Regions from separate parts of the Homo sapiens genome. Here region 2 is linked to region 1. A link is an interaction called in ENCODE POLR2A ChIA-PET data of the cell type or tissue named here. Cell type or tissue: MCF 10A. All regions are shown on one strand. Each heading gives the region's core, and the rest is flanking DNA. Links, peaks and the distances in the headings are about the cores only.

Evidence for each region. ChIA-PET counts read pairs that join two places held together with the same protein. Peaks named below come from ENCODE experiments on the same cell type or tissue, not always from the same donor. Only the 100,000 strongest peaks of a DNase experiment are listed, where the experiment ranks them.
Region 2: POLR2A ChIA-PET joins it to region 1 with 5 read pairs; 2 of 35 experiments call an interaction of 5 or more read pairs at or near these places.

The regions. Positions count from the first base shown.
Region 1 is chr12:49,840,833-49,846,197 of GRCh38, reverse strand. It overlaps BCDIN3D (BCDIN3 domain containing RNA methyltransferase), which reads left to right and starts at 3,092. Exons shown (of 2, transcript NM_181708.3): 1 at 3,092-3,344. The coding sequence starts at 3,111. BCDIN3D-AS1 (BCDIN3D antisense RNA 1) reads right to left here. Exons shown (of 3, transcript NR_027501.1): 3 at 5,044-5,365. RefSeq lists enhancers at 2,750-2,809, 3,380-3,749. In MCF 10A, for the core only: no CTCF peak of the experiment used is centred there; a DNase peak (open chromatin) is centred at 3,137.
Region 2 is chr12:48,812,734-48,818,098 of GRCh38, reverse strand. LOC101927241 (a long non-coding RNA gene) reads left to right here and starts at 1,167. Exons shown (of 3, transcript XR_245978.4): 1 at 1,167-1,339; 2 at 3,426-3,642; 3 at 3,807-4,337. It also overlaps a transcript of CACNB3 not described here. RefSeq lists silencers at 2,512-2,591, 3,192-3,451 and enhancers at 2,542-3,041, 3,042-3,543. In MCF 10A, for the core only: a CTCF peak has its summit at 3,318 (motif pointing right); DNase peaks (open chromatin) are centred at 2,608 and 3,308.

The DNA.
Region 1 (5,365 bases), core at 69-5,068:
GTTTAAATTCCTTTGCTGACTTGACACAAATTACTGCTATCAATGCAGATGATAAAAATTTTATAATGCATCATTCATAATAAGGTTTTCAACGACAAATTGGCTAATGAATACAGTCCATTTGAAGAGTAGATCTAAGATTATTTCTTGCACAAGAAAATTTGAAATGCTCTGAAATCTTCCAGCTAATAAATGAAAGAAATTTAATCAAAGTTCTCCCCCAATTTGATAACAAACCAAAAAATTTACATGACATTGCCAATAACAACTTGTGAACTTGAAAGAAACTTTTATAACTGCCACAAATAATAAAAGACAAATTTGATCCACCAGGCTAAGAAAAGACTGAATTACCTTCCTGGTCTCTCTCTAAAATGATATTATCAAGTGATTGTCATGTGAAGAAGCAATCAAAGAGTATGCAGCCAAAAATGTAAGAAAAAAAGTAATATTCAAGTGTGACTAGCATTTAATCAATCAAACTATTATAGAATTTTTTTTTTTTTTTTGAGACGGAGTCTTGCTGTCGCCCAGGCTAGAGTGCAGTGGCACGATCTCGGCTCACTGCAGGCTCCGCCCCCTGGGGTTCACGCCATTCTCTTGCCTCAGCCTCCCGAGTAGCTGGGACTACAGGCGACCGCCACCTCGCCCGGCTAATTTTTTGTATTTTTAGTAGAGAGGGGTTTCACCGTGTTAGCCAGGATGGTCTCGATCTCCTGACCTCGTGATCCGCCCGCCTCGGCCTCCCAAAGTGCTGGGATTACAGGTGTGAGCCACCACACCAAGCCTATAGAAAATTTGTTGTGATGCTTTTAGTAGTCAGCTTTTCAAAATTTGTAATTTGTTGTGATTTCTCATTATAAATAAATATTCACTTTTATACCTGTCTTTATATTTGTAAGTTGGTGGGAGTTTTTTCCTTAAAGAGGGCGCCCCTTCTTCCCCTTTCCCTTGAAATTATATATGCATCTCACTCCATAAAACCTGGCTGACCAAAGTGCAGAGCGAGCTCTTAGGTGCTGCTACAGCTATTTAAGGTGCTGGGGCTGGTATTGTCAAGTATTGTCAAGACACCTGTGCTGTTCAGGCTCTGAAAAGTGGTCATAGGTTAGAAAAGTTACCAGAGTGGATCAAATTAAAACACCTCTTTATGAGGTCACCTGTCAGGCATTTTAGATTACCAGTAATGTTACGAGGGCCTATCTTTGCTTCTGGAGGAACCCCAGGGTCAGGAGTTCTTGCCATTCACTGTCCTGGAAGCAAGGTGATTCCAGCTCCTTGAAAATTGTTAATTATTTGTGCTAGCTTCATCTAGTGACAAAAAGAGGTAAGTTCAGCTCAGCTCACCAAAATTTGTCAAAACGGTGCAGCTTTTTCTCCTTTTCTGTAATTGTGCAGAATACTGTGGTTTACTAAATTCCAGAGTGACTTTTATTAACTTGTGTCCTCAAATAAGTGAAACTAGAGAAACAGCAGGCCAGATAGAGATGAAAATATAAAGGCTGGGCGTGGTGGCTCTCGCCTGTAATCCCAACACTTTGGGAGGCCGAGGTGGGCAGATCACGAGGTCAGGAGTTCGAGACCAGCCTGGCCAACATAGTGAAACCCCGTCTCTACTAAAAAATACAAAAACTTAGCCAGGAATGGTGGCGGGTGCCTGTAATTCCAGCTACTTGGGAGGCTGAGGCAGGAGAATCACTTGAACCTGGGAGGCAAAGGTTGCAGTGAGCCGAGATCATGTCATTGCACTCCAGCCCAGGCAATAGTGTGAGACTCTATCTCAAAAAAAGGAGAAAAGAAAAAGAAAATATAAAGTAAAAACTGAGAGGAAAACAGCGCTTATTTTAACTCCTGATGGTACTGTTTGCAGGAGTCATGCTCCAGTGCCTTATAAGAAGTTTACCGAACTGCCAGCCTCATGGAGCAGGATACCCCTTTAAGATGGGTGGGCCAGGTGCAGGGGTGGGGTTGGGGGTCCTGCACAACTCTGCTGATGCTTGGTTGACCCTGACGGATATTCTGGGCCATCCTGGCTTTTGACTGGAACCTGCTACCTAGGTTGACCCTTCAGTTCCTCTCCTTATCAGCTCTGTTATTTCCAATCTCTGAGTCACATCTTGCCCAACTCCATTCCACTATGTCTGCTTCAGTTGGCATCCTTTCTCCCTTCCATTTAAAGTTTCCCCAAACAGATCTGGCCTTATTGTATTCTCTATTGAGTTTTCATTCAACAACATTTGTTGAGCATCTTTGTGCCAGGCCCATGTTAAGTATAGGAGACTCAAGGCTGAGAATAACACACCGTTGCAAGCACATCCTCTGGATCCAAACTCCCTGGGTTCGAATCCTAGTACCATCATTTCTAACTGTGGGATCTTGGACAAGTTACTTTGTTTTACTCCAGTGTCCTCATCTATATAAAAAGAATAATAATACGGTCATTTTCTCACGGGGTGAGAGGATTGACTAAGGAGCTTACAAGGGTGTCTGGTGCCTGGTAAGCACTCTTTAAGTGCTGGCTCTTAAGGCACGGTCCTTGCCTCTCAAGGAGCTCATGGTCTACAGTTGCCCCTGGGGGACAGGGCTGAGTCGGCTGGCTTCGCAAGTGACCTGCACCTCCTGGCTACCCTTTCCTGAACCGGGTGGAAGTTTTTGAGTCACAGATTCAATGTATGACCCCAGACAAGTAAGTTCTCTCGGTCTCACTTTTTGCATTTATAAAGAAAGGAAATTGGACTAAAATTGATTTCCAAGATCCCAACAAACTAGTATACTTGTTCTGGGTCAAGTAGCCCAAGTTTCAAACTATGTCAGCTTGGCCAAGACACTTAGCCCTCAGAGTTTGTTTCATCCCTGTAAAACGTGGATGATATTGCTAATCCCCTCCCAGTGTTGTGATGAGGGTTCAATAATACAAGGCAAGCCCCAGGCGCTCGCCGGCTCCAGGTATACAGCGAGAGGAAATCAGGACAGCTTTTCTGATTCACCGCAGAATTCTAGCCACCCGCCCTAGCCGTTCGACGCACGCGCGCTGGCACCGCCACCGCCCACGCCGACAGCAGGTTCCCGGCTTCCGGTTCCGCCACGGCCCAGAGGCTGTGTTGAGGCTAATGGCGGTGCCCACGGAACTGGATGGAGGGAGTGTTAAGGAGACCGCAGCGGAAGAGGAATCGCGAGTTCTGGCACCTGGCGCCGCCCCGTTCGGAAATTTTCCTCATTATTCTCGCTTCCACCCTCCGGAGCAACGGCTCCGCCTCCTGCCCCCGGAGCTGCTTCGACAGCTCTTTCCTGAGAGTCCCGAGAACGGGCCGATTCTGGGGCTCGACGTGGGGTGTAACTCCGGGGTGAGTGACAGGGGAGGGATTGGAGCATCCGGAGCCAAGTGGTTGGCTGCCTACACATCCACTGTGGTTCTGGCCTGGGCTAACACCCATCGAAACTTTCCCAAAACGAGTATAAAGCGTGGCTTTGACTGAGCCAGTGCCGCTGCTGCCTGCCCGCCAGGGTTCCACCATCTGTCTTAGGAATCTCTCTTGGAGAGGAGTCCTTGTCGACTACGTTCCCACTTTTCTTTCAGGGCCAGACCCCAGGTGGGAACGGTCCTTGTATCTAGGGTGGCCTCTGTCCAGCGTGCCTGGCGCTTTGGCTGGGGAGAGGGGGCTTCCAGAGACACACGTTTGGGAACATGGGGTTAGGTTTGGTTTACTGGGAGAGAAGAGCCAAGGGTGACAGAATCATGCCTGATATTGAGACTCATGTGTGCTATACAGTGCAGGACAGACCCTGGGACCTGCATGTTTATTTCAAAAAAAGTGAGTAGGCCGGGCGCGCTGGCTCACGCCTGTAATCCCAGCACTTTCGGAGGCCGAGGCGGGTGGATCACAAGGTCACGAGATCGAGACCATCCTGGCTAACACGGTGAAACCCCGTCTCTACTAAAAATACAAAAAATTAGCCGGTCGTGGTGGCGGGCGCCTGTAGTCCAGCTACTCCGGAGGCTGAGGCAGGAGAATGGCGTGAACCCGGGAGGCGGAGCTTGCAGTGAGCCGAGCTAGTGCCACTGCACTCCAGCCTGGGCGACAGAGCGAGACTCCGTCTCAAAAACAAAACAAAACAGTGAGTTGACAGAGTACAGTGGAGAGGATCGAGAAGCAAATAAAGCATTTTGCCCAAGGGAATGGAGAAGGGCGGCACTGCCACTCTTCTTGCTGCAAACTATTCTTAGGCATATGATTATAATCAAACCACATGCAAAATAAGGAAATGTCTCTCCCACACCTATTTGTAGCCACTGGGATATTCTACACTAGCAGGCAGTCTGAACTTACCACGGCAAATGCTTCAAAAGTTAGTACCCTCTCTGCGCTCCCTCCATCACTCCAGTCCAGCATCTGGAGGGCGGGGGACAATTCTGTTACGTTGCTGTCCTTTTACAGAAGAGACTTTGGGGGACGACTTCAGACCTTGTGGGACTCAGATGATAGTAGGAAGGGGACATTTGGATACAGTCTCAAAGACTGGAATGAGGAGATGGGTTGATGTCCTGTGTCCCCTGCAAAATTTCTCCGCTGTGATGATACGGGAAGTCAGAGGGTAAAAACAATGGAAAAGAGAGACTGAGGTTAAGGCTTGGGATTTCACGAAAGGCATTAGGAAACCACCAGAGATTTTAAAGTTGAGAGTAGTATACACATGAGAGGTAAAGACATAGTTGGCAGCTAACTAGGGTAGTGGTTCCCAAACCTGGCTGTACGTTTATGGAGCTTTCTGTTTTGCAGTTTTTAAAAAATGCTTTTTCTTGTGGATCTTTGTAGTCAGGAAAGGGAAAAAAAATGCTTGCGCTTGATAAAACAAAAAAATTCAAACTACAAAGGGGTATATACTAAAAAGTAAGTCTCTACTCCCAACCCTAAATCCTCCTTTTCCCCCACACAGTGGCACTACTGTTTATAATTTCTTAGGTATCAGTCTTGTGTGTATACCAGCATTTACGTACATATAAGTACCCCCCTTTTAGTTTTACAAATGGTAACACACTATTAGTAGCTTTTAATTCTGAGATTATTTATATCACCACATTCTTTTTTTAGCAGCTTCCTAATGTTTCATTGGATAGATGTACCATAATTTATGGGTGCTTTTTTTTTTCAATTTTAAAAACTCCTTTCCCAGCCTGGGCAACATGGCAAAACCCCATCTCTAAAAAAAATTAGCCAGGTGTGGTGGTGGGCATCTGTAGTCCCAGCTACTTAGAGAGCTGAGGGAGGAGGATCGCTTGAACCCAGGAGGTCGAGGCTGCAGTGAGCCTTGATTGTGCCACATACCCCAGCCTGGGTGACGAAGTGAGACCCTGTCTCAAATAAAA
Region 2 (5,365 bases), core at 112-5,111, 1.0 Mb after region 1:
GCTAATGACAGGACGGCAGCTCCTGCCCCAACAGGTGCCCGGCCCCCTCAGTACGGGGACGCTGCGGCAAAGGCGGTGTTGCCCAACCCTTGAGAAGGGGGGAACTTTCCGTGAGCTGGGTAGGCCTCCCCACACCTGTTGCACGGATAGATTTTGTCTTAGTCCTGCCAGGATGGGGGTTCCCTTCCCCACTTCCCTGCCAAGGATTGTGCCAGACAGTGCCAAGGCATCCGTGGGAACTGGGGCAGAAAGGGGCTGTTTTAGGTGAGCCTAAAGGGAAGGGGAAAGAAGCCAGAGGGTGGAGGTAGGGGGATAGTTGTGGGTGGGATCCTGGCTACACTCGGGTTGGGAGAGGAAAGGGCCAGTCTCCTCGGAGTCACTAGGGTAAGGCCAGATTCTCCCCTTAGCAGAAGGGCTTGTACCACTCTGCACCACTCAGTCTCCTTTACAGGAGCATTGAGATTTGGGGTAAGAGAGCCGCAGCCCTTATCTTGAGGAAACTTTCCCCAAAGATCCACCCATTTGAGCTCTTTCCTTTTTTCATCTCCTGAGCAAAATTCCTTCTTTGATTTTTGACTGCCTACCTTTGTGCCCCACGAGGAGGATGTGCGTAGACAGGGGTTACACTTGGAGGCCTCCTGGTGCCCATGCTCTTGGCCCTGAGCTCAGTCCTTTTCCTTCCCAATTTCTCACACCCGGGAGTTCAGCAATCTGCTCATCCCTCCTTGGCTTGAGGAGAATCAGAAATCCAAAACTCTGACATGGCTTAGTAAGATCTATGGTAGAAAGCACTGTGCATGGGAGAGAGAAAGCCCACCCAAACCAAGTGGCTTCCCACCTGGGTCACTTATCGGTGTTATCTTGGCAAGACAAAGAAGAGCTGCATCTTCAGACTGACATCTTTAGTCTGTCTACTGTGGGTGGCCCAGAGCAGCCCTGCCCAGCACCTTCCTCATGCTGGGTTTGACAAACAACTTTGTTGCAGCCCCTGTGGCTGAAGGGACTGTCTCCTCTCCTGAGTCCAGCACCAACTGGGGTTTGGTCATATACTGGATTCTTCTGTATTGGAAGTTCCCAGACACTGCCCACTTTTGTGCCCTCACCCAGTTACGCAGTATTCCTTGTATCCCCCTCTTTCATCCTTTCTCTTCAATTCCTTCTTTCAGGGGCCTGGAGAGGTGTCAAAGAGTAAGACCCTCAAGGTGCTCTTCTCCTGGGAGATGGCTCTAGTGAAGAAAGCAGTGGTGGAGGCAGCTGTTTCTCTTCCCATCCCTGCATCCACTCTCCTGGCCTCTCCTTTTGGGACTCTCTCCACCCACAGAAGGTCCTGGGGCTGTAGGTAACAGCGGATCTGCCATCGGCAGCACTCCTTCCTCACACTCCTTGTAATCTCCTGCGACAAGGTTGTCTAAGTCTGCTCCTGAGGCATGTGTTGCCATGCCAACCATCCCCAGGAGATGGGTTCAAGCTCCTCATACCTGGGCCCATCCCCTGGGTCCTGCAGTAGCTTCAGAGCTTCCCTCCTTCTTCTCATATCTCTGGGTTGCTACCCAATGTTCCTTTCATTTCTCACCCACACCTGCCTACTCTAGTTCTAATACCAACTTGGTGACTTCTTGTCCTGTGACAGGACATGTGCCTGTCAGTGTCCATGTAGCCCTAACCTCTTTTCTTTTTCATGGCTGGGCATAAAGGGAGAGAGCTGAGGGCAATAAAGGATCAGGGGAGAGGCTCCTCCTGCTGATTCTTTCTAGGAGAGAGTTGTTAGACTGGCAGCTGGCAGGTACCCAAGTCATAGAAGCAAGACATAAGAGGAAAAGCCTGAATAATCAGGTTTGGGAGCTGGAATATATTGAAACCTTCTTGGGAGGTTTCAGAATATATTCTAGCTTCTCCTCTAAGTGTACCAGGAAGCTGGGCAGATCCCAGTCCCTGGGCACTGAATGGGGAAACTGAGACAGAAGCTAGGCCTTCTGGGAAGACTTAAAGACTCCTCCCCAGCAGTTTTTAAGATCTGGACCAGGTGGAGGCCCCTACCATTCTGGCTGCTAGGCTGCCAGGGAACTCAGGGACAGGCGCTAGGGGAGCTTGGCAGAGCCCTTCTTGTAATCTAGCCCCTTTTTTTCTGGCTCCTCAGTCAGTCCTCTCCTCTCATCCAATCCCAGTACTAGGAAGCTGCCAGCTCTGGCCGCTCCCTCCTCTCTAACCCGGTGCCTCTTCCACCCCTGGCCTCACTTCCTCCGGTTTCCCTGCCTCCCCATCGGTGCAGTCTCCCCCAAACGCGTGCCCCCTTCCTAGCTTGGAGCGGAGCTCTCCTCCCACCCAGTGGGGAACCCCCTTCCCACGACCCCACACCCCCCCCACGGTTACCTCGTTCAGCAGGAAGGTTGCACTGGAGTCAGAAAAAGACATAGACCAGGCTAGCGGCCTCTCCCCCTCCCCCGGGCCAGGGGCTCCGAGGCGGGAGCAAAACCCGGCCGCTGCTCTGCACGCTGCTCCCGCCTGCACGCCTGGCCTCGCCCCACGCCCGCCGGGCTCCGCCGCCTGCTCCCTTCCCTCTCCCCTGGTTCCCTCCCTCTTTCTCCTCCCTCCTCCCTCCCTCCCTCTCCCTTCCTTTCTCGCCGCCTCTGTCAGTCTCTGGCTCTCCCTGCCTTTCAGCCCAGCCTCTCTCCACTTCCGTCTCTCCTGTCTAAGGTCCTCGTTCTGTTTTTCCGTGTGCCTCCCACTGTCCTTCCATCCCCACGTCGCACCCTCGCTCCTCGGCTTCCCCTGCCGCTCTGCTTCTTCCCTAAAGTCCTCCCGAGAAAGAGTAGGGACTCTGGAGTTTCCGCCGCCGCGGGCAGAAGGGCAGGAAGAGCTCCAGGGCTGCCCCAGCTCCTGAGCTCTTGGCGGAAGCTTCTGCTCCCTCCCGGCCCTGCTCCGTGCGCCGGCCGCCCATCCTCCGGCGGCGGCTGCGACCCCGACCTCGGCGGGGGAAAGGACCGAAAAGCAAGAGTGCTGGTGCTCTGCTCGCCCGCCCAAGCGTCAAGGCGCCCATCCACCCGTCCCCGGCTCGGCTCTGTGTCTCCAGAGGGATCGGCATCCCTGTGGAGAGAGCCCAGCTGGGATCGCCCCGCGCCCGCGGAGTCTCTGCCGTCTCCCCCCTCTCCTGGGTTCTGGTGCAGCGGGTCTCAGCTCCGCGAAGGGGAAGGGCGAGGCGAAGCGACGCGGCTCCTTCTCGACCCGCTGCAGCGCCCCTTGGGCTCGCTGGCCCGGCGGCTACACGCGCCCTCCAGGTGGCGGCACCGCCTGGTGTCCGGTCCCGGGGCCGCAGGGTCCGGCCCTGCCAGCAGGCGGCGCTGCCCAGGCCAGAGCAGGGGGGACGCACCCCGGATCCAGACACCGCCCAAGCCCAGGACGAACCCCTCTCCCCCTCCTTTCTCCAGGAACTGCAGTCCCAGCTCGAGACCCCCAGTAGGAGACCCCAGGCTGCGCTCTACTTATTCCCACCCCGTGGGGCTCCTTCGAGACACCCGCGCCCTTCCGGGACCCTAGCCCGTCCCTACCTCCATCCTGGTCTCGAGGGGCGCCCCAGCTAAGCCGGGCAGCGTCCTGGCCGGGACTGGGCAGCAGGGAGTACAGAGTCGCGGGACCGCTCCTCGGGTCAGTACCCCTCCCGCCCCTTTCTGCGGGTGCGTCAAACAGGACAAGCCCAAGTTCTGGCGGGGGAAGGGGGAGCGGGGGTGTAGTTCCAGTTGGCTCTCTCTCTGGACCCTTCTGAGCGGACAGACCGCTCATTGGTCCCTTCACACCCCCAACGACCCCAGGCTGGACCCTTCTCCAGACCAAAGACGGCGCCTGGGGCGGGGAGAGACGGACCCCCCTTCATGGAGACAGACACACGCTGACTCCGATTGACCCAGGTCCCCAACTTCCCCTCAGCATTAACTAGAACGCTCTCCCCTTTCCAGTGGAGGGCGTCCCACCCTTCTTCCCGGCCCTTCTTTTAACCCACTTCCCCTGGGAGTTTCCGGGACCCCTCCCCTCAATCCTCCCATCCCCGGGATCTCGGGAGACTGTTCCTCCCTCTCTGCTCAGCTGACCCTCCACTTGCCCCCATTTCTGAGGGAGGTAAGTTGGGGGAGAGTAAATTCTCTCTCCACTCCCTCCTCCCGAGGCTGGATTTAACCTGGAAAGTGCTTTGAGAAGGCACCTCCTCCCCCACTCCCTCTGTAGTCTAGTCTAGTGGGTCACGGAGCCCCTACCACCCACCCACCTCCAAGTTGCTCAGCTTCGACCATTCAGAGGAAAGAAGTTATGTTATTTGTGTGTGTTAAAAATGCGTGTGGAGGTTTTTATGGTTTTGTTTTGTTTTGACTCTAGTAGAGGGAGCAAACGCTTTGCCTTTCATTTGGCAAGAAGACCTGGAGGGAGAGAGGGCCCTCCCCACCTACACTCCCCTGCTGACCACAGCTAATGGACTAGCTCCGCTGGGCCCTGCGGCAGCTTAAGTTTCCATAGGAGAAGGGAGGTGGGGAGAGAGGGGATGTTGGCCCAGGCAAGCAGTTGTCCCTGGCTTCCCGCAACCTTCTCTCCTTCCCTCCCTCCACATTCTCTGCCTGAAACTATAGCATAGAAACCATCTCTCCACCTTCCACTTTATTTTTATTTATTTATTTATTTATTTTTGAGACGGAGTCTCACTCTGTCGCCTAGGTCGCAGTGCGGTGGCGATCTCGGCCCACAGCAACCTCCGCCTCCCGGGTTCAAGAGATTCTCCTCCTCCCGAGTAGCTGGGGCTACAGGCACGCCACCACACCAGGCTAATTTTTGTATTTTTAGTAAAGACGAGGTTTCACCATGTTGGCCAGGCTGGTCTCCAACTCCTGATCTCAAGCGATCTGCCCGCCTCGGCCTCCCAAAGTGTTGGGATTACAGGCGTGAGCCACGGTGCCCGGCCCACCTTCCACTTTAAAATAGAAATATCAGTTACTTCTCCCTGAGGTTGGCGCCGAGGCTCACGCCTATAATCCCAGCACTTTGGCAGGCCGAGGCGGGCAGATCACTTGAGGCTAGGAGTTCAAGACCAGCTTGGCCAACGTGGTGAAATCCCATCTCTGCAAACAATATAAAAATTAGCCGGGCATGGCAGTGCACACCTGTGGTCCCAGCTACTTGGGAGGCTGAGGCAGAGAATTGCTTGAACTCAGGAGACAGGCCGAGATCGCCCTACTGCGCTCCAGACTCTGGGGGACAGAGTCTCTGTCTCAAAAAAAAAAAATTACTCCTCCATGAGCCTATCACAGGAAATCTGAGGTGCACAGGGGCAGTTCCCCACCCCTTACTTTTCTCATTTCCACCCCAGCTGCTGGACCACAGGCCCCTT